2 separate regions of the Homo sapiens genome follow, and region 1 is linked to region 2. The links are chromatin loops, found by intact Hi-C in ENCODE. Cell type or tissue: endothelial cell of umbilical vein. All regions are shown on one strand. Links, peaks and the distances in the headings refer to the core of each region. The heading gives the core; the rest is flanking DNA. Region 1 overlaps TACR1 (tachykinin receptor 1). Region 2 has its middle 120 kb from the start of EVA1A-AS.

Region 1 (15,587 bases), core at 6,261-11,260, 310 kb after region 2:
ATCTCTATTTAGTGCTTTTTTGCCATTAACACTACTTCCTGTAGTATTAATAGTAACACCTCTGATTTGTTTACTTATACTTTTTCATCATTTTATTTTAGTTTTTTCCATATATTTAGTTTTCCTCTATCATTTTGTTGTGAGAATTCCTCTTACATACAGTATATTTTGATATCGGTTCATAACTTAAGATTCTTTTTTCTTTTAATAGGCTAGTTGAACATTTCCACACTCATTGTCTTTATCTATATATATTGTTATAGTTGGTCTTCTTTCATCATTTGGTTTAATACTTTCTGGTTTTTGTTTCCTCTTTTTTCTATTTTTCCTTTATAGATGGTTTGTTGACTATTATCTTTGGTAATTTCAAAGATACATATGTTTTATTTCGTTATATAAATAGTTATCCTAAAGTTTTTTTAAAAATATTCCCTACTTCCATAGCTATTAACATTTACAATATTTATAATGTCACTTGGCATTATATTGACAACTATTGACATAATTTTAATAACAGAATTCATTTTTTACTTCCATTTATAGGAAAAGGAAATTTGTCACTTTCTATTCTCATATTCCCTTGCCAGTTTTTCTGTTAATAACCTGGAGTTTATAACCTGTGTGTTCTACAATATATGTCAGCATTCTCAAAGTGTAGTAACAAAACTCCTGCGATACATTTAAGAGGTATATGAGGTTAAAATTACTTATATAAAGACAGGAAGACATTATTTACCTTTTTCATTCTCTCATGAGTCTACAGTAGAGTTTTTCAGAGGTTCCATGATTTCTGATATCACAACACACTGAATATAGAAGCAGATATGAGAATCCAGATGTCTATCAACCTAGCTATTAAAGGGATTTGCAAAAATGCAAAACAATGCCCCTCTCTTTAATAATTTTTTTGAAATAAATAGAATAGTTTGTAATTCATGTATTATTTATGTTAACTTTCGATGAGTTTATCATTGCCATTTTTAATAAAGTTATATTTTAGAACAGTTTTAGATTTACAGAAAAGTTGCAAAGATAGTACAAAAAGTTTTCAGATACTCCACACTCAGTTTTTCTTAGTATTTATGTCTGATAGTATAGTACATTTATCACAATGAATAAACTCAATATTTATAAATAATTCATAACTAAAATCCATACTTTTTTCCCAGTTTTTCTTTAGTGTCTTTTTCCTGTTCCAGGATCCCATCCGGGACGCCACATTACATTCATGTCTCTTTAGGCTCCTCTTGGTTGTGACAGTTTCTCAGACTTCCCTTGTTTGTGATGTCTTTGATAGTTTCAAGGCATAGTGATCAGGTTTTTTGTGGCAGATCCCTCAGTTGGAATTTTTTTGACATTTTTTTCATGATTACACAGGGGTAATATGTTTTAGGGAAAAAAACAGAGGTAGAGTTCCATTCTTGTCACCTCATTAGAGGGTATATGCTATCAATATGACTTACTACTATTGATGTTAATCTTTTTTCAGCTTTATTGAAGTATATTTAACTCATAAAAGTATGTGCATTTACGGCGTACAATATGATGTTTTCATACATTGGGAAATGATTAAACCAAGCTGATTAAAATATTTATCACTTCAATACTTATCATTTCTTTCATGGTGAGAACATTTAAGATCTACTCTCTTAGCAATTTTCAAGTGTACGATGCATTATTATTAACTATAGTCATTATGTTATACAATAGATTGCTGCAACTTATTCATCCTAAGTGACACTTTGTGCCCTTTGACCAACATCTCCATTCCCCTCCACCTCCAGCCCCTAGAAACTACCATTCTACTCCCTGTTTTTATGAGTTCAACTGTTTTAGAGTCCACATGTCAATGAGATCGTGCAGTATTTGTCTTTCTCTGCCTAGCTTATTTTACTTAGCATAATGTCCTCTGGGTTCATCCATGTTGTCACACATGAAAGCATCTTCTTTTTTAAAGCTGAATCATATTCCATTGTGTATATTTATCACATTTTCTTTATCTATTAATCCATTGAGGAACACAGGTTGATTCTATATCTTGGTTATTGTGAATAATGCTGCAACAAACATGGAAGTGCAAATATCTTGTCAACATACTGATTTCATTTCTTTCAGATATATACCCACAAGTAGGTTTGCTGAACCATATGATATTTCTATTTTTAATTTTTTTAGGAACTTCCGTATGGTTTTCCACAATGGCTGTAATATTTTACATTCCCATCAACCATGCACAAGTATTCCCTTTTCTCTACACCCTCTCCAACACTTGTTATCTCTTGTCTTTTTAGTAATAGCCATCATAACAGTTCTGAGCTGATAGCTCATTGTGGTTTTAACTTGTATTTCCCTGATGATTAGTGCTGCTGAGCATTTTTCTCATATACCTGAAAGCCATTTGTATGTCGTATTTTGAGAATTTTTCCTCCTGTTATTGATTTGTAGTTTCATATCACTGTGGTCAAAAAAGATACTTGATATGATTTCAGTCTTCTTAAATTTAATAAGACTTGTTTTACATCCTAACATGTTATCTGTTTTGGAGAGTATTCTGTGTGTGCTTGAAAGGAATGTGTATTCTGCTGCTATTGGATGGAATGTGCCATATATGTCTGTCAGGTACATTTGGTCTAAAGCATGTTTCAAGTCCTATGTTTCCTTACTAATTTTCTGTCTAGATGATTTATCCATTGTTGAAGTGGCTTATTAAAGTCCCCTACTATTATTATGTTGCTGTCTATCTCTCCCTTAAGACCCATTAAATTAATATTTGTTTTATATAGTTGGGTGCATATATATTTACAATTGTTATATTCTCTTGATGAATTGACCCCTTTATCATTATATAATTATATTATTTTCCTCTTTTTGCAGTTTTGACTTAAAGTCTGATACAAGTATATCTACACCTGCTCATTTTTTGTTTGGATGGCGTATCTTTTTCTACCCCTTCACTTTCAGTCTTTGTGTGTCCTTAAAGCCAAAATGAGTCTCTTACAGGCAGAATATACTTTAGTCTTAATTTTTCAATCCATTAAGCACTCTGTGTCCTTTGATTGGAGAATTTAATTCACTTATTTTCTGTTTTCAAGGTAATTATGGATAGGTACATACTACTGCCATTTGGTCAATTGTTTTCTGGTTGTTTTGTAGATTCTTTGTTGCTTTCTTCCTCTCTTGCTCTCCTCCTTTGTGATTTGACTATTTTCTATAATAGTATGCTTTGATTCCTTTCTCTTTATCTTTTATGTATCTACTTTATGTTTCTGCTTTGTGGTTACCATGAGGCTTATGTAAAATATCTGACAGTTATAACAGTCTATTTGAAACTGATAACAACTTAGGCTTGTATCCCCTACTCCACCATCTTTGTCAGATTTCTCCACAAATACTAAAATTATTATTTTTCCCCTCTTTCCCATACTCTAGTCTTTGGAAGGAAGTTACTGTGTGAAGGCTATCCTTAAGGAGTGGAGAGGAATGTTCCTACTCCTTTACTGCAGAGTAGCTACATAAATTCTTTGCAATTTTTATGCACTGAAGATTTGTCTCTTCTCCATCATTTACATATTTATTTATTTATTTATTTATTCAATCATTTATTTATGTTAGTATGGACTCATGGGTATTTATTTTGGTCTCAGGGTATAATTTCTTTGAGTTACTCAATTTATTTTATTGCTCAAATTGTTCCAGTTTTGGCCATTGGGGCCACTTTCAGGTTGCTTCTGTATCTCTTTGACATACCCCATTATGACATATTCCATACTTACAGGGATTCGAGGGTTTTGTTTTGTTTTTAGTTTCTAGTTTTGTGCTTTTTGTGTTGTGTCGTGTGTTTTGAGGACTTTCTTACTTTGTGCTACTACAGGATGCTCCAGGCTCATCTTGTATATTTCCTGCCCCAGTTCTACAATCAACCACTTCTCTAAGAAGCCCTGGTTTCTTCTATTAGGGAATGATATTAGAAACCAACACCTGGGCTCTAGGTATATTATTGTTATTTTTAAACAACTTAACAAACACTGTCAAATGGTTCTCTGCTTTTGTTTCTAATATAGTAAGTATTGATAGATACGACCCACATGAACAAAAGTTCTTTGGGAGTCCTCAATTATTTTTATTAGTGTAAAGAAATACCAAGACCAAATAAGTTGGGAACAAGTAATAGAGATCTGCTCTCTTAAAAATGTTTTCTATTCCATTTCATAATTATGGTCCACAAACAATGATTTACTGTCATCTCTATATATTTTTATTTTACTGATAATCACCAGTTTATTAGTTCTATGGCCTCATTATTTTGAATTTTCAGTTTTGATCCATCATCCATCATTCTGAATCATGTCTTTTGGTAGTTTCTCTGCAGAAAATAGTACTTTCTTACATATTTGATAATACCTTTATTTGGCATATACTTACCAATGGCTGCTTGATTGGGTATAAATTGTGGGAATATCACGATTTATAAATATATAAATAATTTTTTTTCTTTTAAGCTCAGCATAGATTGCTCCTTTGTTGTTTGAAGGCAAAGTGATATCTTCTTTTGTGGATAACCTAATATGTACCCCCCAAGATACTTGTATGATTATATGTTAATCTAGAAAATCCAAACAGGATTTAAATAGTAAGTCTTCCCATAACCTAACACTTACTGTCAATGTTCAGACCAAGATATATTTTAGATCTGAAAAAAAAAATTTACTCTATTACAGTTAGAACCTTTGGCTTCAAATAATAGAAGTAAGATCGTGTATCAGTTAGTTCCTGCTGCGTAACAAATCATTCCGAAACTTAGTGGTTTAAAGTAACAACTGTCCATTTAGGTCATGATTTTGTGGATTGCTGGCTGCTCTGGTTTGTGCCAGCTCAACTGAATTCTGTGGGAGTGTCTCATATGTCTGCAGTCACCTATGGGTCATGTGGCTGCTGGATAACCTAGGAAGCCTTATTCACTTATCTTGTACTTGGAAGATTGTCAACCAGGATGACAGAGGTAACTGAACCATGTGTTTCTCATTACCCAACAGGCGAGTTTAAGCTTCTTTATGGTGGCCTGAGTTCAAAAGCAGGAAAAGAGGACAAACCCCATGGCACTAATGCTTTTTGAGCCTCTGCTTATCTCACATATGCCAGCATGCCACTAGTCAAGCAACCCATATGGCATGTCTTTATTTTTATTTTTTTATTTTTTTATTTTTTATTTTTGGAGAGACAGAGTCTCACTCCATCACTCAGCCTGGAGTGCAGTGGCACGATCTCGGTTCACTGCAACCTCCACCTCCAGGGTTCAAGCAATGTGGCTCAGCCTCCTGAGTAGTTGGAACTACAGGCATGTGCTACCATGGCCAGCTAATTTTTGTATTTTCAGTAGAGATGAAGTTTCACCATATAGGTCAGGCTGGTCTTGAACTCCTGACCCCAAATGATCTGCCTGCCTTGGCCTCCCAAAGTGCTGGGATTACAGGTGTGAGCCACCGTGCCCGGCCTTTATTTTCAATTGCCAAAGAGAACCTAGCATTTATTTATCAGGTGCAGTTCCAGAATCATGATGACGATTTGCCCAATGTGAGTCAAGAGCTCACTCCCAAAGTAATCTACAGTGGAGCTACCACTCATGAGCTATGTGACTTTGGCAAGTTACTTTTTACTCCTCTGAGCCTCAGTTTCCTCAATATGAAAATTAGGAATAATAATATTACCTACATCATGAGTTATTGTGAGGATTAGATAAAATATTGTATATAAAACCCTTAGCACAGTGTCTGGTACACAGTGATCATTCATCTACCTTTAAGATGCTTTATTTATTAGTATTACTAATATGGAAAGTCTTGAAGTATCATTAATGAGAGGACTTATTAAAAAGATGCTTACATCATTTTTATTTTTTGCTTCATCTCTATTATTTTTATCTCTTTCGGAATATCTTCTTATTAGAAGCTAGGATTGCTGAGAATCTCACTTCTATTTCTATTATATTCTTATCTTTATTTTCACCTTGTTTTCCTTTTTCTAAAATATTCTCAGTGAATAATCAACTTGTCCTCTGCCTGACTAATTCAGTTTTCTGCCGTGTCCAACATGTTATTCATCATTCTTTTTTTTTTTAATACAGCAACCACATTTTTCATCATGGTTGTCTGGGTATAGACATTGGAACTCATTTCATGGAAGTCTCCTTTTGTTTCTTGAAGACAGATGTTATTAAGTACATAAATTAGCTATTTCAACAGTATTTTTTTCTTATAGTAATCTATTTCAGGGGACACATTTATGTTACCAAAAATATTCAGTGAATTGAAGGTTGCATTCTTCTGAACCACAAAATTTCCTTATAGTTACCAAGAACATTATTTTTTGACTTATTCTCACAATGAGAGAGCTATGGCTCTGCAATGTGATTTATCATTTTATTCATTCACTTAGCAAATATTTATGAACCCTTACTTTATAGTACGTACTATGCTATAGATAAAACAATGACCTATCACACTCGTCACCTTAAAGCTCTTAGAGTCTACTGCACACTTGGGCAGGGAAGCAAGCATGTGGATACAGTAGTTAGTGCTGCAATAAATCCACAGTGCCATTCATTACCACAGAGTCATGAAATGCTCAACAGACCAAGATAGTAATCAGCTGAGTCCTGGAGGTTAGATATGAGTTAGTCATATGGCATTTGGAGGATGAGGGAAGCAAATCAGTAGGCAGAGTTTGTTGGAAAAAAGAATTCCAAATCGAGACAACCACATGCACAAAGATTTGAAAGAGAGGTTATAATTTATGCCAAAGAAACTAAATTTAAAAATAATAATTGCTAGCATTCATTATGCACCTATGATGTTCCAGGCACTCTGCCAAGAACTTTGCATGCATCATCTCATTTCATCCCCTCAGCAGCTCAAAGTGGTAGGCAAATTGTCCAAGTGCTCCAGCAAGTATGTGGCAAAACCAGAATCTGAACTGAGGGAGTCTGTCTTTGGAGCTCACTCATTAGCTACTACATCATCCTGCCTCTCTGAAAAAACTCAGCATGGCTATGTGGAGTGTGTGATGTGTGTGGGGGTGTGGGTGGCATGGTAGGTGAGGAAGAATGGGAATAAGGGAAGAGATCCCAGGCTGGAAATCATAAAGAGTATTGTAGGATCACTGAGTTTATGCTTTATTCTAACAATAATGGGGAATAAATGCTGGAAGAAGACAGTGGTCATGAAACGCCTGTGAAATGCATCCCAGTGGACATATGTGTTCTGTGAGGTCTGAGGTATGGATATAAAAACGTGAGTCATAAGCTCATAGATGGATTTACAACCTTGGGGACAGATTAATCACCTGGGGAGATCTGGCTGAAGAAGGTCTAGAAAAAGCCCTGAGGAAGTCGATAGAAAAGGAGGACTTGATAAAAGGGGCTGTGAGCCAGTGGCCAGCAGGGTAGGAGAGAAACTAGAGGTGTGGTGTCTGAGAATGCAAGGAAAGGGGCCTGAGAATCTACAGTGACATCAGTCAACCTGGCCGCGCAAACCTCTCCCTGGGTTCAGCCTCTGGGGCAGCTGTGGGCAAGAATGTGGGTGGCTGGATTCATCTCAGCCTGAGATTTTTATCAGATGAGTATCATAGAAGGAGGAAAGAGTAAGGGAATTGGAGGTGACTTGTATAGGAGTGATTAGATTGATGGACAAGGAAGGAAAGAAAACATGAAGAGTCTGAGGAATAGGAAGAAAATGTCAGGTTCAGTGAATGTGAGTTTCCACAGAGAGAATTGTAACAGCAGAGGTACTCAGGCAAGTGACTTGGGAGGATGGACATGGTATTTATGGACAGGATGTTTTAAAAAGTCATGCATATCCCAGGTGTGGCCAGGATGCAGATAACTGATGCAAAAGAGAGAAGGAGCTCACTGGAGATGAGGAGTCTCAGCACTGAGATGCCAGAGTGCTGGGTGGTCCTCCTCAAGGAGGATGAAGTCACTGGGGTGAGACAGAGGCTGGGATAGTGAGGGAGGCTCCGAGCCAGAGCTGAGGTCCTCAGTGATCAGGGAAGAGTGACCAGGAGGCTGGAGAGTGACAGCAGCAAGTGAAAAAGAAGATGTGGCAGGATATGTGCTCCTCAGAGGGGTGGCATCTGACAGGACACAAGGGGAAGTGGTCTGGAAGTGGCACGGAGGAGCAGGAGAACCCTCACTCCACCTGCTGGTTCTGAGGGGAATAAATGTGAGAGCAAGAAAAGAAAAAAAAAAAAAGCCTTAATTTGCAAGAACTACAAAGAACACATATTCTCAGGAAGCAGCCAGAGTTCTATTAAGGCTGGAATTAAAAAGAACATTCCTAAAATTTCAAGTATTGACAGGAGATTGCCTGCCACAAAGCAGGAACCCAAAGGCAGAGCAGGAGAGTTTGAGAGGAAAGTGGGAGAGACTGGGTTAGCTAATGGGACCAACCCAGAAGTTGGGGGATGAGAATCCACTCCTAGAGCAAGCTGGATGTGGTGGTGAGCAAGGCTGGTAGGGATGTGGGTTTCAGGGACTGAAGCCTGGAAGTCTCTTAACAGATGAGAGTCGCTCACTTCAAGGCTTTGTGGTCCTCAAGGATTGGCCAATATTGAGGCAGCTATTCTCAGAGGTCTCTCTTCATCTTTCTCATCAGACAACTGCTCCCTCAGGCATCTCCAAGAAATATTTCTGGGATATTTGAGGATGAATTTTAAGGTAAAAAAGATAATTTTCTATGAAAAACTAGAAACAAACCCAATGTGCCATGATATGGTCTGGTTTGATTATGCATTAGAATATTCTATATTCTAAAATGAAAACATCTAGGACAAATTTGTGATAACATGAGAAAATGCTCATGTTATGTTTGGGTAAAAAAAGGAAACAGAACTGCAGTATGGTAATGACAATGATGTAAAAACTAAGCACTAAAAGCAATCTATGCATAGAATTGTCTTTCTTTCTTGAGAATGGAATATATCAAATTATTAAGTCTTTTTGGAGAATGAATCTGTCTCCTAGTACTTTTTTTCTCTCTGCATCTGCCCTGCATTTCTACGATCTTCAGATTTTCTATGGTATGTGTATTATTTTTTAACAGAATGTGTGGCATATTCAGCAGTGTGCCAGAGCCAGCTGGCAAAAGCCAACTGTGCACATCTCTTCCCAACTCCATGTTCAGTGACATCACATTGTATTTTGAAATTGTAATTAGCTATAACCCAAGTATTGACACCACAGAATGCTACAAACTGGGGATGTTTTTCTTTTCAAAGAGCCAAGTGTTACCAGCATACCACTGGCCTTGTACTACCACCAGGAACAGGTAAGGATTGGAGAGACCAAATGCTCCATTTGTCCTTACCTTAATGCAGATCCCTAGGGAGGAGAGAAATCACTTGTTCACATTTCAGCTGAGCAAGAGAAAAAAACAAAATATCTCTTGGATTTAAAGAGTAAATAATAGTTGCCTCAAGTTTGGGTGACCCTGGGCATGGACAGTGGTCAGATGCTCACCCCAAGACTGAGAATAGGAAGGGTGCCTGAGACTGGCTTAGCCTCCCACAGTCTTCTGTGATGACTCTTCTGTGATGATCTGTCACTGTCATTACTTTTAACATGTTGAGCCCCATGATTTTGCCACCTATTTAAAAAGATCCAGGTTGTCTCTAATCCTGAATGTGCCATTTATTAGGTAAGAGAAAGTTTAGGTCAAGTCTCCAAATACTTATGTACTTTACAGAACAGAAATAGTTTCACCACCTACAGTAGGAAAAAAAAAAAACTAATGAAGAAATGGTGTTGCTGAAAACCCAGAGTGGGAAAGGATCAAAGAAATGTTAGCAAGTTATTTCACCTAGTTCCTTCATTGTAGAACATTTTTTAAGTACTGTGTACCTACTCAGAACAAAAGACTGAAAAAAAACACTTCGCTATCTTTATTTGACCACATTTATCACTCCCATGAAAAATTAATTGACTGTTTAATTGTGGTCAGAAGGCACCTACTTCTATTCTTCCCACCAAATGCACAAGGAAATGGGGAACTTGGGCTAGTCTCTCAGAAGTGCATGTGGTAAAGAGGAGAGAAAAATAATACTTAACTTTATGAGGCAACATGCTATAGTAATGTCATTTTCCAGGATACAAGAGACTTGAACACATTATCTGACTGAATGATGGAAGTACTGGAAGATACAAGAGAGATAGGGGTTGACTGTTGGAGCAAAGTCCTGAAAGAGGTGTAATAGAATGGGGTGTGAGCCCACATGGAGGGTTTGGCCCTGGGTCTGAGGAGGATCTCATCTTCCACTGAAGCAAGAGAGAAGAATGAGTGGATGTGCAGAGGTAAAGAGAGAAGTTGAGATACCTATGTTGGAAGCTCTCAATATTCTCAGTGAAGTGGGAGGCAAGGTCACTGACAGAAAGAAGTGAGAAGGTTCTGGAATGTATACCATAAACAACATGGGAGGGTGTAGTAAGGCCCCAGCTGAACCAGTTTTACAGCTATGCATTCATGATAACAAACAAAATCCAGATATTTGCAAAGCTCTAAATATGTACCAAAGTGTCGTTTACACATCTGCTCTCTATTTGCACAATAGCCCTGTACAATACAAAGTGCAATTATCATATCCAATCTTATATTAAGAATACAACACAAAGTGATCAAGAAATTTACCCCAATACACACAATTAAATTTATCCATCACACAACTGGTGATGCCAGGATTTAAATCCAGATCTTCCAAATCCAAATCTGGCACCCTTTCATGCTACCAGGGCATTTTCAAACTGGACTCTGAGTTGCATGGGGAGTTCTAAGGAGCCTCCACTGGGACTGGCTGATGTTTAGGGAGAGCAGAGGGGCCCTGCTTCCACTTCAGTATAGCTCTTCTTTTCAAACTTGTTAACCCAACCACTCCAAGATGTTCAAAGAGCAGCACAGGCCAAAGGCTGGTATCCAGAGGAAAGGAGAGGGATTTCATGAGTTTTACAATCAACTGCTCTCCCCAGTGCCCAAAAGAGCACTGCAGAATCTGATTGCTTCACAGATGAAGAGGACTTGACTTTGTACATGTCCCCTTTTGTACAAAGTTGCCCCTCACTGCCTCCACTATTTCTCACCTTGATCCTAAGCCTTAGAGGCTGTCAAAATAGTTGCTCTAACAAAATAATCCAAAACCCCAGATCCTTGTCACAACAAAACTTTATTTCTCACTCACAGTGTAAGTCCCGCCCAGGCCAGGAGAATCTTTCTCCTTAGTCAGGAACTTAGGTGATGGAGGCTCTGCCATCTTGTAGCTGTACCACCTGGAGCATCTAGAAGGGCACACAGAAGGGACAGGGGGATGGACGAAGCATCCTAAGGGGACTTGACTGGAAGTGATGCCTCACTTCTGCTCACATACCCACTTGCCAGAGTCAGTCAACTAACTATAATGAAGACCAGTCATGAGGGAGAGCTCCTGGATATTAGGCGAGCGCTAATTCTCCTGACCCAAAAGCCCCTGTCCTGAGGGTAAGCCCAGCTTCTTTACCTAAGCATTTAAGGCCTTTCCTACTTTGACAGAATGAGTCCATCCAACAGTGCCCACTTTTGCAAAACTGATCCATTCGTGCCAGTGCTTAAACCTCAGCCCCTGCTTTCTTCCCTCTCGAAACGCCCTCCCTCCATGCTGATCCAACCCTACCCTTCTCCAAGATTTAGATCAATATCACCTCTTCTGTGAGGTTGTCCAGACTCCTTACCCTCCAGTGAATTCCCTCCTCTAATGGAGGCTGTGGAAAGAGAGCAGTATACAATGCTAGCATCTCTGGCTGATTACCTGAAGGCTGACCAAAATATGAACTGGGTTACAGCCACGAAAATTAAAATCATGTGCGGGTGTGCCACCACCCAAGTGTGCACCCTCAGGGAGAGTGAAGGAACAAGAAAAGGGTGAAATCCAGCCACATGTCCACTTCCTCAGCCAGGGTGACTCAAAGCAGTTAAACAGATACCAGACATTTTCAGAAAGCTTACCATGTACTAAACACAGGAACAGACCCTATGGAAGAACCAAGGGACACAATTCCCCGCCCTTGCCCTCATGGAGAGGATCACAGAGCATGACTCTCACTCCATCCTCACTCCCAGTCAGTGGTCAAGTTCTGTTGATCCTCAGAGGACTCTCATACTTACTGTAGCTTCTCTATCCTAAAGGCTACTGCTGTGAGTGAATTCCTCATCATTGCTAATCTGAATGATTCCAGTCATATTCTAGCTGTTCTCTTTGCCATCTTGGGCAAAAAAAAAAAAAATATATATATATATATATATATGTTTCTGCTTCCTCAGCTTGCAATTTCCATTCCCACAAACTCTGCATATTGAAATTCTTGCCCATCCTTGAACGCTGAATGCAAATGGCACATCTCTCATCACTACCACTGCCACCACCTTCACTGCTGCCACCACCATTTCCACCACTTCCTCACCTCCACCACCTCCACCTCTATCACCACCATCATCATCACCACCACCATCATGTCCATCTCCACCACTACCACCATCACTACCACCAATGCAACCACTGCCATTATCACCACAAGCACCACAACTCACTGTCTTGGAGAACCCTCACTACAGAAGGGTTTGAGAATCACAAACTATGTAGACTTGACATTCTGTAAATGTTGTTTGCCTTAAGAGGCCAGCTACCATGCAGGGAGACTTCAAAGACCACTGTGGTCCCTGGACTACAGTGAATACCCCTCCTAGTGATAAACAATTTCATGGCGCCTGGAAAAATCAAGGAAATGAAGCTTTGGTTCTATTTTCTTAATACTTTACCCGACGAAATTCCATAGCCTACTTACTTCTCTTTATTTTAATTCAAAGAGTATTTATGGAACATTTAATCTGGACCTGGAACAATGCTTTAACTCTCTTGTTTATTCAACTTTATCCCTTCCATTTAGAAAACTGTAGAGCTTTTTTCCCCATGGCATCCTATAATTAAATCAGCACCAACAGCATTGTCATCATCCACTCACAAATATGTTTTCAAGAGCTATTTGCATGTGGTGCTATCTGCACATGGGACAGAGTATCTTAAACAAAACTACGAAAACGTGGTGTCAGGTAAGAGCACTAAACTGTTCAGAGTTCAAAGACTCAGCTTCTAGCCCTGGCTTTGCCTCTAACATGCTGTGTGACCTGAGTACATCTGTGCTTCTCTGTGGGCCTGTTTCCTCACATGTAGAAAGAGAGAGCCTCTTAAACGAGATCAATTCTAATACCCCAGGATTCTAAGGCAAAAACACTCAGCTTTGTCTTGTTACCCCACAGGTAAATCCAGTTATCAATGGAATAGCCATGAAACTTTTCCGTTTAAAATGCCTAACAGCATTCTTATGCTTAATAAGAATAATATATATTATTCTTATTTATAAATGACTATCTGCCAAACAGCCTATATGGTTGGTTGCTGAAGTGTTACAAATCAAACAGAATGTGCTAGTTGTAACCCCACAAAGACTTAAAACAGCACCCAACCAAATACAAGGCAGGGAGCTCCTGCAGTCTACGCAGATGGGTGGGCTCAGGGGCTGCAGACTCCTGTCTACTTCACAGATGTTAAAGCCTTTGTCCTCAATGCTCACCCATAACGTTTCATTAGTGTCTATAACCTGTGCAGCCTGGAGTTTGTTGAGAATTCCACAGGGGAGATTAGCAGTAGATCACACTCATTCTGCTCCAAGTTGACTGATGGAGAAAATCTAGCTAAGAGAGCAAGGCTTACAGCTGTCACTGACAAGCCTTCTGCTTCCTTTCATTGCCCAGCCTCTAATTCCTGAGATCTGTGAAACTTTTGCTGCATAGATGCTATGCAAAGATGGAAAATTTAAATTTTTAGTGTTCAGGTATAGTCATTTTCTGCTCTGTGGAAAGTCATACAGGAGAACTGATTTGTGAAGAGAAGAAAATCAGGATTAAACATGTGTAGGCTGTTGTAAATTGTAATAATGAAACTGCAACATATTGTCACCTTCTCTCCTCTCCCCTTCTCCTTTGCACTCTTAAGGGGTCCCACTCTCAGATACACAGCCTGTTTCTCCTGTTGCCTGCCTCCCACTGGCGGATGATTAATAACTCACAAAGACATTGTAAATGAATTTAGTTTACTACACATAAAATAACTTTTCCTGTAGATAAGTAGTTGAAAACTTTTGATCAGGAATTTTCTTATTTTGATAGCTTTAATTCCATTTCTCCGTATCTTTGCAACTCTCACTGAATGGTGATCAGTGAGATTGGTCTAGTGAACCAGATTATAGAGGATCCCATGTATCTGCCCAGAAAGTAGGGTTCTGATCTTCTGGGTGAGGCAATTCCAAGTGGTCTTTGGAGGCCGCCTTACCCCTCTCCCAGGAGCTTTCACAGATGGAGTAGCTGTGAGAATCCAGTGGGGCTCTGAGTCTCCAGTCTACACTCAACCAGTGTAGAGTGACAGGTGAGCTTTGGTGGCTGGACACAGTCGGTTCAGTTATTCTGACCATAGGAGGCTCATTCCAGAGCTACTTTATCCAGTGCTAGATTTTCCTGATCCATCTATGAATCTCTTGAAAATTGTGCTACAATGTCCCCATTTCCCATTTTCTAGCATCTCTCTGAATCATTCTTCTAAGTTACCAGGTAAAGTTTTTGTTGATGAAAATGATGATGATAATGTACAAGGAAATAAAATCTTTTTTTTTAACCCCAAAGACTGCCCAAAGAGAGTAAGTCCTATTAACTGGCAGGGACTTGGTTTTCTGAGCACCACAATGCATTAAGGGTCATGAGTTTGGAAATTAAAGCTGGTGGTGTTGCATTCTGCATAATCAAGCAGGGAGGTTTTTAAAATTGGGGGAGGGATGGGAGGTAGGAACCAGTGAGGCTTAGCACCGTGTGAGGAAAGGCAACTCAGAATGTGAATATTAAGTTGTTTGCTACAGTGTATGTGATATAAACCCTCTCTTACGTCACCCTACAAGATCATCACCCTCTGCTGCTCACTAGTGTGTGTATGTGCTTTTGAGAGAACTAAATAGCATGCTGAGTTCTGCATTCAGATTTGTTTGAAACAAAAACAAACACCTCACACTGATGTTATGCCCATTTCCTCATATAAAGTTCTCCTCACAATCTTTGGAGATAGATATCGTTGTCCTTATTTAATAGATGAAGACTGTTTGTAAACTGAGGCTTACAGAACTTACATAACCTGTCCACAGCCGTACATTAGTGAGGGGAAGAACTGCTTCTTCCCCATGTGGGCTTCCTTTTGCCCAACTTCCAGCATCAAGGAGCCCCAAGAGTGCACGGCACTGCCCATACAGCAGATAAGTCACAGAGCCAACCAAGAGAATGTGAGTGAATCCCTCTTCTTAAGTTTTGGAACCCACTTCTAGAGTTCACGTCAGGTCATTTGTTGTGCCTAGGTCTGTCAGTCATGGCTAAGAGTGATATGAAAAAGTAGAAGACACAGGACAGATCAGAAAGGAGAAAGGAACACAGGCTGTGACTCAGGGTAGAATCCCAGCCCTGTTGCAATAACAGACTCAC
Region 2 (15,587 bases), core at 4,582-9,581:
TTATTTATAGGTAAGGATTTACTACTGTCATTTTGCTGCTTTCTGATTGTTTTATAGATCCTTCTTCCTTTCTTCCTTTCTTGCTGTTTTTCTTTTTATTAGATGATTTTCTCTAGTTCTATGCTTTGATTCCATACTTTTTATCTGTTGTGAATCTACTATAGATTTTTGCTTTGTGGTTACCTTGAGGCTTGTAGTTATAACAGGCTATTTTTAACTGAAACAACTTAATTTTGATTGTACTTAAAAAACTCAACCTTTTTATTTCACCTCCCCCCATCTTATGTTTTCAAAGTTATAATTTATACTTTTTTATATTGTGCATCCCTTAACAAATTATTGTGGTTGTTATTAATAGTTTTGTTTTTAAGCTTTCTACTAAAGAAATAAGTGACTTACACACCATAATTTCAGTATTAGAGTTTTCTAAATTTGATTATGTACTTACTTTTGACAGTGAGTTTTATACTTTCATATGTTTTCATGTTATTAATTGGTGCCTCTTTCTTTCAGCTTAGAGGAGTCCCTTTAAGATTTCTTATAAGACTTCTGGTGATGATGAACTCTTTCAGCTCTTCTTAGTCATTTCTCCTTCATTCCTGAAGGACAGATTTGTTGGGTACAATATTCTCAGTCTGCAATATTTTTCCTTTAGCACTTTGACTGTGTGAAGCTACTTTTTCCTTGCCTGTCAAATTTCTGCTGAAGTCTGCTATCAGCCTTATTAAAGCTCTGCTTACATGTGATTTGCTTATATTCTCTTGTTGCTTTCAGGAGCCTATCTTTGTCTTTGAATTTTCAGTTTGGTTATATGTCTTAGGATAGTCCTGTTTGGATTGGATTTCATTTGAGGCTTTTGACTTTCCTCTTCTTGGATATTTACATTTGCCCCAATTTGGAAAGTTTTCTGCTATTATTTCTTTAAGTAAACTTTCTATCTCTTTGTCCCTTTCTTCTCCTTCTTAAACTCCTATATCTCAAACATTTGCCGTTTTGATGCTATCCCACAAATCCCGTAAGATTTCTTCATTCCCTTTCATTCTTTTTTATTTTTTTCTCGGATTGTATATTTTCAAATAACCTGTCTTTAACTTCACAGATTTTTTTCTTCTGCTTTATCAATTCTGTTGTTAATGCTCTCTGTTACATTTAAAAAATTTTTATTTATTGTGTTTTTCAGCTCCATAATTTGTTTGTTGTTTTTTAAAAATAATTTCAATCTCTCTGTTACATTTATAATTTTGGTCATTTATTGTTTTCCTGACTTAATTAAATTGTTTCTCTCTTATTTTAAATTCCTTATCAGGCACTTTTTGTATCTCCATTTTCTTGGGGTCAGCTATTGGAAATTATAGTGTTCTTTTGGTGATGTTATATCTCATTGATTTTTCATGTTTCTTATTGCCTTACACTGATATCTGCACATTTGAAAAAGTAGAGACTTATTCTAATATTTGCAGATTGGTTTTGTCTGGGAAAGCTTTCCTCAGTCAGCCCATGTAGAGATTTTGGGCAGGGGCAGGCTATCTGGTGTGGTCTGTGGGGAGGCTTGCTGCTGGAGTCTTTGGGGAGGTTTGGTCAGCAGGTGGATGCCTGGCACCTAAGTTCACAGGGGCTTACCAGGTGCTGGGGTGGGCCTTGAGTCTAAGTCTGCAGTGGCCAGCCTGGTACTAGGATGGGCCTGATAGCTGTGTTCACTGGGACAGGCCTGGAGCCTGAGTCCACTGGGATGGGCCTAGAGCCTGAGTCCATAGGCGCTAGCTTGGGACTGGGGAAGATCTGGAGCCTGAGCAAATGAAGATAGGTCTGTGTTCTGGGTCTTCAGGTATGGATCTGGACCCTGGGTCTGCTGGAACATGAGGCAATAAGGGCCAATATGGAGGATGCAGCTGCAGGGACCAGCCTGGAATCAGGCTGGAGTCAGCCAGGCCTGGAGTCTGTGTCTGTATGTGGCAGCCTGGTGCCTGAGACCAGAGATGTGCCTCTGGTGCTAGAAAAATAAATAAAAAGAAATTTGCAACTGAACATAGTGGAGTTAAAGAAAACCTAAAGGTAAAGCGAACACCTCAAAAGTAGTCAGAGAAAAAAGGACAGAGTTTCCCAAAAGAGCAAGGTTTAGACTAACAATTGACTTTTCAACAACAGCAACGAGGACATAAAACAGTTATGTGATATTTTCAACTTGCCGGAAGAAAAGAACTGCCAATCCAGGCAGTAAAAATATTCTTATAATATTCTTATTCTCAAAAAATTCTTAAAAAATCAAGACAATTTGGAACATTTCCAGGCAAATAAAAATAGATTTCACTATTAGCAGACCCATGCTAAAGAAAATTCTAAAACATATTCTTAAGACAAGAGGAAAATGATCAGATAGAAAGATTCAGGAGAAAAATAAAAAGTCATAACATTGACTGTATGTTCCATAATGGCAGGGCTGGGCTCCATCCTGTCCACTGCTGACCTTAGCCATTTAAAGGATGAATGAGATAATAAAATAAGCTTGACATAAAGATGAGATTTCCAGTCATCAGAGCTGCTTACAGATGGAATAAACTGTCCCAAAAAAATGTGATATAGAAGCAGAAACAAGCTAACTGATGTATTCCAGGTCTTGACTTTAATCCAGGAACTTCTGGATATTTAACTTTATCATTGACTGAGCTCCAGTGAGCTAAATATTTTTGCATGCATTATCTCACTAAATCCTTATATCTACACCATGAAGTAGGTAAAATTATCTTTATTTTACAAATAATGAACTAAAGCTCAAAGAGGCCACAATCAGGGGAAAGAGGTGTACAGTTGGGGAAAGAGGTGCAATTAGGGTTCTATAAAGCTCAAACTAAAGCTCAAAGAGGGAATAGTTGGGGAAAGAGGTGAAATTAGAGTTCCATAAAGTTTGTATACAAGGAGCGTCAAGCCTATGGCAAGGTCCATACCTGTCATGCCCCTCGTATGTCTCAGCATCAAGTGACAACCCCACAAACTTACGCATACTGTAGGTTGTTATGGAGTTTCATCTGTGAGTTCTTATGAATTACCATAGCTTTGTTGAACCATCCTATGAATAAAATTCACTGTTACTGTTGTGAGTGAGACCTGTCACCTACTTCCTAAGATGTGAACCTCATTTATCATGAGAACCCCCTTTGCAAATGTCTTCATAAAACATACATCTGTGTCTTATTAAACTGTTAGGAACTTCTTGTTAAATATGTTTACTTCTACTCCCTTCCCAACTCCTATAAAACTGACAACAAAGGAATGAAAAAGTACAACTCAATGTTTTTAAAAAAGAAGAAACGAAGTCAGTCACAGTAGATTGTAAAGGTCTATAATATTTAGAAGATGAATTGAGAATAGATGAGTCTTAAATTACTGAAGAGATTAAAGAAAACCGAAACTCAAATACCTGGTATTGGTGGTAGTGCGAGGGGAAGAAGTATTGGTTTTTAGGGATGACACAGGGAAGCAAAAAAAAAAAAAAAAATCAAGGGGAGTTTATTGAAGAAGACTAAAGTTATGGGTACAAGTCAGCACTGGAAATAGAAGAATTTGCCAAAAGTCAGTAAAACAAACAGCCACCCCCATCCTCACAGTACACTCACAAGACCATTCCTCCCACACTGGGATAAAAAAACTAGAGAAGTTATAACTCTTTGCAGAAATCGAAGTCTCAGGTTTAGCTAAGAGTTGGAGTGCCATGCCAAAAACACAAGAGCTAAACGAAGTCAGAATACTAAGTGATGAGGCCCCTTTTGGCTCCCAGAAATCTGAAATCCAAGCTTCTACCTCTGCTGCCATAGCCTCTCTCCATGACAGGCAAGATATTGGAAGGTTCCTCTCTATGAAACTGACTAGTGTAATAAGACTTAAGCATATTAATATTTAGGGTGTCTTCCAAAGAAACAGCCCAATCCCCACCCCTCTTTTCTGAAACTCACACATCAACAAGCCTCTCTCATGCACAGAAAACACCCAATCAGCTTTGTAATACTTTACTCTCAAAATTGAATGGAGAGCCAATGATTGCCAAACTATTGAGAAAATCCTTAATTTATTTTTTCTTTTTCTCTCTTTTTATTAAAAAATGCCATCATGAAAGCAACATTTTTGCTATGAGTCATACCTTACCTTGTAAAAACCCATTTATGCCATTGGAGTAAATTTATTGTTGCTCTGGTGTAAGGTTTTAGTCCTTAGTTCTTTAAAAAGTGTTTCTATTTCTTTCTATGAGACCAATCTACCTCTTCCTGCTCTCGTCTAATCTCCTCAATGACAGATTTTTCACTTTGACATTTATTGAGCCTTGGAACTACTTTATGGGATATGACAGCCCCAATTCCCATTGTGCGTTGTTTGTTTTTAGTATAGTTATTTTGCTGAGTGTTTTACTGGGTTGATATTTTTTCTCATTTTATCCTATTTTGTCTCTTTGCTATGCTATAGATGTATATATTGAGAATAACAAATATTTTAAAACTTAAAAAATTAAACCTCTCACGTGTTTTTATAGTTAGCTGTATTTTGTTGAACTTATTTTATTGGTGCTATAGTCATCACAATATGTCTTGTCAACTGGCACCTTCCATTAGGGTCGGGAAGACTTAACAATTTCATGTCATTAGTTTATTTTGGGATGCAATTCAGTAGCTGAGATAGTGTGCTTTGATAAATAAGAAGTTTAGGTAATTTTAGAAAGTTCAGTAAGACATAAATTTTTTACCTAGTCTATGCTTCATGGGAAAATAAACTTCAGAAACATTCTCATTTACTTTCTATTTCTTTTTTGTTACACATATGTAGAATGTTCATCTACAGAGAGCTCTCTCTTATGTGCATTTAAATGTGGTTATAAATTTTTGTTTATTAATTTAATAAAAGAAAGAAAAATAGACAACGATGTGCAGAAGGAGACGGAGCATGGCACAGAGCCCTACAAATAGGCAAGATTTTTCTGCGCCCAGAGATAAGGAGCAAAGAGCCATCATACACTGAAAGCATGTTTCCCTGAGAATAATGAGCCATATAACTACTCTCATGTGATTTTCAAAACATAAATCTTCAGGATGCAAGGGCAGGTGGTGATGAATTACTGGAACAGAAAATAGTTGAAGGGAAAGGGCAGCAACATCAGTGTTATGCACATTTATGCAAATTCAACTTCTAAAATATGAAAGGGTTTTCTCTGTACTATGAAAGTGACTGAAATTAATGGGTGAGAAGCAGGGAGATTTTGTATGTCTGCTTAACTCTGCCTATAGAGTCCTTTTGAATGGATGCATACAACACAAAAGGCTGAGCCATCTTTCACAGGCTCCACACTATTGTGGGTTTCGGCTGACAGCCCAGATAGCAAGAGTCAAAAGGCAGATGTGTTTTGTGAAGACTTGAGTGGAATAAAAGAAAATAATGCCAGGCTCAGAAGAGAAACTTCGCATGGATGGAAATGGGTAAAAAATACTCAGAAAATAGAATTCTAGTGAGCGGTGGGAAACTTTAGTAACCTTGAAAACACTCAGAACTCTCCTGTAGTATGTAGAATGCCTTTAGAATCCTAGAGAAGTCAGAAAAGACCCCAAAAAGCTAGATTATATTAATATAGAAAATGTATTATGATAAAGATAAGAGCCTCCACATAAAGGTCAATGAAAGATTTTAAGTTCATCTCAAAGTATTTCATTTTGGCCTGGATTTACATTGACATAAAATCTCAGAGACTCATTCCAGCTTTTCTGGGGCCAAGATGATTATCTCCTCCTGCAGATCCCCCAATATAGTTAACTTTTCCGTGAGGTGAAGTGTGATATAAGCCTTCATAAGAGCCAGAAGCACACAGTAAGAGATACGGCAACTGACAGGGATATTCTGGAACACTTACTTAAAAAGTTTGAAAATACAAAAGGGAAATCTACATGCAGATAAGCATTCTAGTTTTTATTCTGCCTTCAGATGATGCCAAAATCCTTGGCAATACGTGGAAATGGGTGAGTGAAATTCTAATATTTTTCTGCTTGTTTATAGTTTATTACTTCTCATTTTAGTATTAATCACCTATAATTACACCATATGTTAACAATAACATGTGGAAAACTAAGGAAAGGGCAGATAGCCAAAGAAAAGCTATTTGAACCCAGAGGGAGATTTTCAGGAAAGAAAAGATAGTTCGGCAGTTAGAGCTTATAAGATATGTGTGCTCAAGAGAAAGAGCCATGACCCAGATAAGAAAAATAAAGAGTATGCCTTAGACTGGGGGAAAAAAAGAGAAAGAGCTTACATCTCAAATGAGAGAGAGAAAAAAAAGAGACAGAGAGAAGGAGATTTATGATGGATGGATGCTCTTTAGCTGTCTAGTACAGTAAAATTTTGCCATCAAATGTGACAACAGGAAGCTTCTAACAAATTGATATGTGATGCCTTAATGATATTTCTACCCAACCTGAATGGGTCACATAGCCTCTCTCTGGCTCGAAATTCTTTAATCTATCCTGGAGTATTTTGCAATTTCTTCTGCCTCCAGTTGTACTGCTTAGTCAGTGATAGGCAATCGTTTTGCATAGATCTTAACAATAGAACATCATAATAGAAAGTCACCTACTCATGCATACCATTCTTTCTTAGGTCCTATAAAGCATTTGGTTGTTGCTTTGTAAGAAAATATGGAAATGCAGTTGTCCTTAAAACAATGAGTATGTGCATTACTGATATAAAATTTATGCCCTGAGACACTATTTTCATACCTTTCTGTGTACTTAATAACATTTTGTTTCAGTGATTAATCAGTGTATTCAATTTGGGTACATTGCACATGTCAATTAAATTTAATGCATAGAGCATCAACAATGAGCATAATTCTTTTGAAGTGGTAACAATATGAACAGCTATGAGGAAGCTCCTGCATGCACAGGAGCTTTGGTTATTCGAGATCTTTGGTGGTTTCACACAAATTTTAGAATTGTTCTTTCTATTTTGTGAAGAATGTCACTAGTATTTTGATAGAGATTTTATTGAATCTGTAGTTAACTTTGAGCACTATGGTAATTTTCACGATATTAATTCTTTCAATCCATAAACGTGAATGTTGTTCCACTTTTTTGTGTCCACTTTAATTTTGTATTAGATTTATAATAACAACTATATCACAATACTGATAACAATTGTATGATTCCATTGATTAGAAGATGTAGTCTTATTTTAGAGATGTTAGTACGTGAATAAAAGTTTCAGAACCATTGCAGTATGGTAATGTGATGTATAAGATAGAGTGACGAACCCCATTTTATTATATCTTCATGTGTTCACACAGTCATGAGGAATTTGGGAAATTTACTCCACCGGGTTAAAAGAATTTTTGCCTGGGACCCTGATAGGCGTGATATACAGAGAAATTGTTGCAATTCTCAGGATAAACCAGTAGAGGGAGGAATTCTCCACAGTCAGGAGCACACTCAGCAAGCAAGAAGCAACATAACCTAATTTAGACCAACGAGTAGATGTTGTAGGGTCTATCTGTGGGAGTGTAAAGTATGACTACGGAGGCGGAGGTCGCAGTGAGCCGAGATCATGCCACTGCACTCCAGCCTGGGCAACAACAGGAAAGTCTGTCTCAAAAAATAAAAATTTTTTTTAAAAAGATGGGGTGACACTTGAGTACAGTGGTTCGCTAACTCAATATAACTAGTATCCTTAAAACGAGAACGCCATATGAAGAGAATAGACATGCATACAAAGAGAATACCATGCAAACATGAAGGCAGAGGTTGGGATGACGCATCTACAACCAAGGTACGCCAAAGAGCATCAGCAAATCACCAAAAGCTAGAAGAGAGGCACAGAACACATTCTCCCTCACACAGTTCAGAATGAACCAAACTTACTTACATGTTAAAATTATACTTCTAGCCTCCAGAACGGTAAGACAATAAATTTCTGTTGTTTTAAGCCACCCAGTTTGTGGTAGTTTGTTGTGGCAGCCCTAGGAAACTAATACACTCAGTAAGAGACAAAAAAGCAGGATCAGAAACAAAAAAAGCAAAATGAAATATAAATGAACAAAGTTTAAAAGATTACAGAAGAAATTTTCCTTTCTCCAATGTCAGAAATCAGTTAGGTCTAAGTGTGTGGAATTATTTCTGGGTTCTCTATTCTGTCTCATTGGCCTATGTGTCTATCTTTGTGCCAGTACAATGCTGCTTTGGTTACTATAGGTTTGTAGATATTTTGAGGTCAGGTAGTGTAATTTCTCCGGGTTTGTTCTTTCCCCACCCCCTCCCCCCGCTCAGGATTGCTTTGGTTATTCGAGATCTTTGGTGGTTTCATACAAATTTTAGAATTTTTCTTTCTATTTTGTGAAGAATGTCACTAGTATTTTGATGGAGATTTTATTGAATCTGTAGTTAACTTTGAGCACTATGGTAATTTTCACGATATTAATTCAATCCATAAACATGAATGTTGTTCCACTTTTTTGTGTCCATTTTAATTTTTTATTATATTTATAATTTTCATTGTACAGATCTTTGACATCCATGTTTATATTTATTCCTAAGTTTATATTTTTTGTGTGACTATTGTAAATGAGATGGGTTTCTTGATTTTTTCTTATTTTTTTGCTTTTATGATTTTTTAAATTGACACAGTACATTTACATATTTATGTGATATAGTGTGATATTTTGATACATGTATACAATGTGTAATGATTGAATCAGGGTAATTAGCATACCTATCACCTCAACCATTTATGGATGAGAACATTCAAAATCTGCTGGAGAGGATGTGGAGAGGATATGCTGGAAGAAAGGGAACCTGTGTGCTGTTTGTGGGAATGAAATTAGTATAGCCATTATGGAAAGCAGTATGGAGGTACCTCAAAGATCTAAAAATCTAAAAATGGTACTACTATAGGATCCAGCAATCCCACGACTGGGTGTATGTTCAAAGGGAAGGAAATCAGTATGTCAAGGGGATATCTGCACCCCCACGTTTATTTCAACACTTTTCAAAATGGCCAAGGTATGAAATAAACCAAAGTGTTTATCAACAGATTAACGAATAAAGAAAATGTGGCATATATACGCAATGTATTACTATTCAGCCTCGAAAAAGAATGAAATCCTGTGGCAATATGGGTGAGTCTGGAGGACATTATATTAAATAAAATAAGTCTGGCAAAGAAAGATAAATACCACATGTTCCCACTCATATGTGGAAGTGAAATAAGTTGATCTCATGGAAGTAGAGAATATAATAGTGTTAACTAGAAACTGAGAAGGGTAGTGGGGAGGAAGAGATAGCCAAAGGCTGGTTAACAGATGTAAAATTACAGCTAGGTAGGAGGAATTCTTTCTAGTGTCCTTTAGCACTGCAGGGCGGCTATGGTTAATAATAACTTATTCTATATTTTCAAATAGCTAGAAGAGCAGATTTTGAATGTTCCCAATACAAAGAAATGATAAATTTTAAGGTGATTTATATACTAATTACCCTGATTTGGTCATTATACATTGTATGTATGTATCAAAATATCACACTGTACCCCCATAAGCATGTAAAACTATTACATGCTAATTTTAAAAAGATTACAGAAAGAAGGAGAGGAATTAGGAAAAAATAATAGCAATAGATTGGAAATAAGAATGGAGGTCTTATGAGATTAAACCTATGCATAGTTAATGTTCTTCAAAAGAGAACAAAACAAATGTAACAAAAAAGAATTTGAAAGGTATCATTCAAGAAAATTTCCCAAAGATGTAAAAGGACCTGACAGGGTAAGTCTTAGATTGAGTAGACAAAACAGTGTATACAGAGATTTTCAGAACAATTAATATTAAGACATGTCCTACAAAATTTTGGGATCTCATAGATAATGAAAAGAAAAAGCTATTGTGCATCCATTCAAACCTATCAACTTAAATGAGAAAAAAGAATCAGTGTGGTTTCAGGTTTCTCTAAGAACCATTCAATGTTAAAAGACACCAGTGTCTATGAAATCTTCAGGTTTAGCTGAAAAAAAAGTATTGCCCAAGAATTTTATATCCAATTAAACTGTAGTTCTAATATAAAGGAAAATACAGTTCCCATAAAAGCTTCTTGAAGAAATGACCAAATGAATTTTAGCCAACAGATAGATGAATGAGGAAACCAGCAAACAGATTGACAGTGAGCATAAAGTCGATTTAATTGTAAGGCTGAGATTAAAACAACTCTACAAGTTATGGTTGTAACTGTAAATATTATGAAATACAATAATTTAGAAATTATAAAACGAACTTGGAAGGTTGTATTAGTCCATTTTCACGCTGTTGATAAACACATACCTGAGACTGGGTAATTTATTTTAAAAAAGAGGTTTAGTGGACTTACAATTCCACATGGCTGGGGAAGCCTCACAATCATAGTGGAAGGTCTTACATGACTACAGACAAGAGAGAATGAGAGAGCCAAGCAAAAGGGGAAACCTCTTGTTTTAAAAAACCATCTGCTCTCTTGAGGCTTATTCACTACCATGAGAACAGTATGGGGGAAACTGCCCCCATTATTCAATATCTCCCACCGGGTCCCTCCCACAACACATGGGAATTATGGGAGCTATAATTCAAGATGAGATATGGGGGGGGACACAGCCAGACCATATCAAAGGTTAAGAAGGAAATAATTTACAAGGTAATGTAAGCATAGACATTAAATTAGCTTTTAAAAACAGATATTTATAAACCAATTAGTGCATTAAATACAGTTAGAATTAAAAATAAACACTGGATAAGCTAAGAATAATAATATGATATAATCAGCAAAGACCAAGCAACAGAGGAAAGGAAAGGGTAGTAAGGGAGTGAAATATGATAATTTTATCAATACAATGGATCTATTTTTTTAATGAAAGAGTTAAAATATATGAAGATATATTTAAAATAATCTCTGAAATATCAAGAACAGAATATACTAAAAATTTCCAGAAGGAATGCACATAGAAAACACAGGCCACAGAATGAAAGACATAAAATGAAAGATTAGGAGATCAACTTCCAGCATTATAGCGTAAGGAGCACAAGACAGGGTGGAAAAAAGCTGACATTCTGCTCCTTAGGATAACAGCCCTCCCACAGGGAGCTGAAGGAGTACTGTGTCCTTGGCTATACCAGTATGAAGTGGAGTTTCCAACTTGCTGATGGGAATTATATTGAATCTGTAGATCACTTTGGGTAGTATGGACATTTTAAGAATAGTAATTCTTCGACTCCATAAACATAGGACATCTTTCCATTTATTTGTGTCTTCTTCAATTTATTTCATCAATGCCTTACAGATTTCAGCATACAGATATTTCACCTCCTTGGTTAAATTTATTTCCAAGCATTTTACTTTTTTGATACTACTGTAAGTGTGATCATTTTCTTTATTTTTTTTCAGATAATTCACTTTTAGTGTATAGAAACACCACAAATTTCTACTTAATTTTTATTTCAGTAGTTTTGGGGATATAGGTGGTTTTTGGATACATAGATAAATTCTTTAGTGGTGCTTTCTGAGATTTTGGAGCACTCATCACCTGAGCAGGGTACACTGTACCCCATATGTAGTCTTTTATTCCTCACCTTCTCCAAACTTCCCTGCTGAGTCCCCGAAGTCCATTATATCAATCTTATAACTTTGCACCCCCATAGCTTAGCTACCACTTATAACTTACAAGTGAGAACACAGGATATTTGGTTTTCCATTCCTGAGTTACTTCACCTAGAATAATAGACTCCAGCTTCATCCAAGTTGCTATAAAAGACATTATTTTATTCTTTTTTATGGCTGAGTAGTATTCCATGGGGTATATATGCCACATTTTCTTCTTTCACTTGTTTGTTGATGGGCACTGAGGTTGGTTCCATATCTTCGCAATTGCAAATTGTGCTGCTATAAATATGCATGTGCATCTGTCTTTTTCATTTAATTACTTATTTTCCTTTGGTTAGACATCCAGCAGTAGGATTGCTGCATCCAATGGTAGTTCTACTTTTAGTTCTTTAAGGAATTTCCATACTGTTTTTCCACAGTGGTTGTACTAGTTTACATTCCCACCAGCAGGGTAGAAGCATTCCCTTTTCACCACATCCACACCAACATCTATTAATTTTTGACTTTTGAATTATGGCCATTCTTGCAGGAGTAAGGTGGTATCTCACTGTGATTTTAATTTGCGTTTCCCTGATAATTAATGATGTTGAGCATTTTTTCATATGTTCGTTGGCCGTTTGTATATCTTCTTTTGAGAATTGTCTATTTATATCCTTTGCCCACTTTTTGATGGGATTATTTGTTTTTTTTCTTGCTGATTTGTTTGAGTTCCTTGTAGATTCTGTATGTAAGTCTTTTGTTGGATGCACAGTTTGCAAATATTTTCTCCCACCCTGTGGGTGGTCTGTTTACTCTGCTGATTATTTCTTTTGCCATGCAGAAGCTTTTTGGTTTAATTAGGTCCCATTAATTTATTTTTGTTTTGTTGTATATTAGTCTGTTCTCACACTGCTAATAAAGACATATCTAAGACTGGGTAATTTATAAAGAAAAAAAGGTTTAATGGACTCACAGTTCCACATACCTGGTGAGGCCTCACAGTCATGGCAAAAGATGAAGAACAACAGGACTTCTTATATGGCAGCAGGTGAGAGAGAACTTGTGCAAAGGAGCTCCTCTTTATAAACCCATCAGATCTCATGAGACTTATTCACTATCATTAGAACAGCAGGGGAAAGACCCACCCCCATAATCCAATCACCTCCCATCAGGTTCCTCCCACCTAGGAATTGTGGGAGCTACAATTCAAGATGAAATTTGGGTGGGGACACAGCCAAACCGTATCAGTTGCATTTGCCTTTGCGTTCTAAGTCATGAATTCTTTACCTAAACCAATGTTTAGAAGAATTTTTCTGATGTTATCTTCTAGAATTTTTATGTTTTCAGGTCTTAGGTTTAAGTCTTTGATCCATCTTGAGTTTATTTTTGTATAAGGTGAGAAATGAGGATCCAGTTTCTCTTCTACATGTGGCTTGCCACTTTTCCCGGCACCATTTATTGAATAGTGTGTTCTTTCTCTAATTTATGTTTTTGTATGCTTTGTGAAAGATCAGTTGACTGCGAGTATTTGGCTTTATTTCTGGGTTCTCTATTCTGTTCCATTGGTCTATGTGCCTATTTGTATACCAGTACCACGCTTTTTTGGTAACTATTGCCTTGTAGTGTAATTTGAAGTGGGGTAATGTGATGCCTCCAAATGTGTTTTGTTGTTGTTTTGTTTTTTGCTTAATATTGCTGTGGCTATGTGGACTTTTTTTGTTCCATATGAATTTTAGGATTTTTTTTCATAATTCTGTGAAGAATGATGATGGTATTTTGAATTGCATGGAACCTGCAGATTCCTTTGGGCAGTATGCAGTTGTCGCAATATTGATTCTATCCATCCATGAACATGGCATGTGTTTCCATTTGTTTGTGTCATCTATGATTTCTTTCAGCAGTGTTTTGTAGTGTTCCTTGTATAGATCTTTCACCTCCTTGGTTAAGTAGACTTCTTCTAAGTATTTTATTTTTTTGCAGCTGTTGTAAAGGAATTGAGTTATAATTTGATGCTCAGCTTAGCCATTGTTGTTGTATAGCAGTGCTACTGATTTGTGTACATTGATTTTGTATCCTGAGACTTTACTGAATTCATTTATTGGATCTGGGAGCTTCTTGGATGAGTCTTTAGGGTTTTCTAGATATACGATCATATCATCAGCATTTAGGTTTTTCTAGATATACGATCATATCATCAGCAAACAGTGACAGTTTGACTTCTTCTTTACCGATTTGAATGCCCTTTATTTCTTTCTCTTGTCTGATTGCTCTGGCCAGGACTTCCAGTACTATGTTGAATGGAAGTGGTGAAAGTGGGCATCCTCATCTTTTTCCAGTTCTCGAGGGAATGCTTTCAACTTATCCCCATTCAGTATGGTGTTGGTGGTGGGTTTGTCATATATGGCTTTTATTACTTTGAGGTATGTCCCTTATATGCCTATTTTGTTAAAGGCTTTTATTATAAAGCGATGCTGGATTTTATCAAATGCTATTTCTGCATCTATTGAGATGATCATATGGTTTTTGTTTTTAATTATGTTTATGTGTTGTATCATATTCATTGACCTGTGTATGTTAAAGCATCCCTGCATCCCTGGTATAAAATCCACTTGATCATGACATATTCTTTTTGATGTGCTATGGATTCAGTTAGCTAGTATCTTGCTCAAGGTTTTTGCATCTATGTTCATCAGGAATATTGGTCTGTAGTTTTCTTTTTTTGTTATGTTCTTTCCTGGCTTTGCTATTAGGGTGATACTGGATTCATAGAATGATTTAGGGGAGGTGTGATGGTTAATACTGAGTGTCAACTTGATTTGACTGAAGGGTGCAAAGTATTGTTCCTGAGTGTGTCTGTGAGGGTGTTGCCAAAGGAGATGAATATTTGAGTCAGGTGACTGGGAAAGACAGACTCACCCTTAATCTGGGTGGGCACAATCTAATTAGCTGCCAGCACAGCCAGAATAAAAAGCAGGCAAAAGAACATGAAAAGACTAGACTGGCTTAGCCTCCCAGCCTACATCTTTCTCCCATACTGGATGCTTCCTCCCCTTGAACATCGGACTTCAAGTTCTTCAGGTTTGGGACTGTGGAATGGCTTGCTTGCTCCTCGGCTTGCTGATGGCCTGTTGTGGGACCTTGTGATCATGTGAGTTAATACATCTTAATAAACTCCCATATATATCCGTTAGTTTTGTTCCTCTAGAGAACCCTGACTAATACAGGTTTTGGTACCAGGAGTGGTTCTAGAGGAACAGAATATTAAGGATGGAGTTCTTTCGTTGGTTTGGGGGTTTCTGGAGTTGGCTGCTTAATAAGATTAGACCCAAAAATGCTAAGGACTCTACTTCTAATAGTATGGAGGACATACTACACATACTACATACTACGCATAAACACAGAGTTTAGAGTTTATGCAAAATAAACTGTGTTTAGAGTTATGCAAAATAAATGCATTTGACACTCCTGATTCACAGCTGGTGACAGGCAAGGAGTTTAATGACTCTATACATAATACTTTTGACTCTATGTAGAGAACCAAGGAACATAATGAAGTTGGCTGGTTATTCCTAAGTTCACTAGACAAAATGATGAAAGAAAATGATGAACACAGGGATTGTAACTCCCAGTTTCAGAAGCAGATACTGAGCCTCAAATCTGCTAAGGTGGCCCTGAGCAAGAGTCTTATCTCCTGTATAGAAAGCAGAAATTGTGGAAAATCAGACACAAGCTCTTATCACATGAGTGGCTGACCGCTGACCTACAATGAAAGTTGCATGCACAGCCTTGCCCAGGTATCAACCGTTAAAGTGAGGGCATTGATTGGAAAGGAATGGGACCCTGCAACTGGGAATAGGGATGTGTGGGAGGACCTTGAAGAAGCTGGGGGCACTGAGCTTGTAAACTCTGATGAACCTTTTTTGCCAGAAGAAACAGCTTCCCCATCCCCAATTGTGGCAACATCCGCTCCCCGACCCA

What was found. Hi-C counts contacts between places; a loop is a spot of excess contacts. Peaks named below come from ENCODE experiments on the same cell type or tissue, not always from the same donor. Only the 100,000 strongest peaks of a DNase experiment are listed, where the experiment ranks them.
Region 1: it touches region 2 in a loop (14-fold over the local background); 7 of 110 quality-filtered maps call a loop at or near these places.

What each region holds. Positions count from the first base shown.
Region 1 is chr2:75,091,571-75,107,157 of GRCh38, reverse strand. All of the region lies in intron 2 of TACR1 (tachykinin receptor 1), which reads left to right. Among named protein-coding and RNA genes, the nearest start is that of MIR5000, 8.6 kb to the right of the region's middle. RefSeq lists a silencer at 14,409-14,613. In endothelial cell of umbilical vein, for the core only: a CTCF peak has its summit at 8,188 (motif pointing left); no DNase peak of the experiment used is centred there.
Region 2 is chr2:75,395,977-75,411,563 of GRCh38, reverse strand. No RefSeq gene overlaps it. Among named protein-coding and RNA genes, the nearest start is that of EVA1A-AS, 120 kb to the left of the region's middle. RefSeq lists an enhancer at 7,509-7,568. In endothelial cell of umbilical vein, for the core only: a CTCF peak has its summit at 7,420 (motif pointing right); a DNase peak (open chromatin) is centred at 7,423; H3K27me3 peaks cover 694 bases.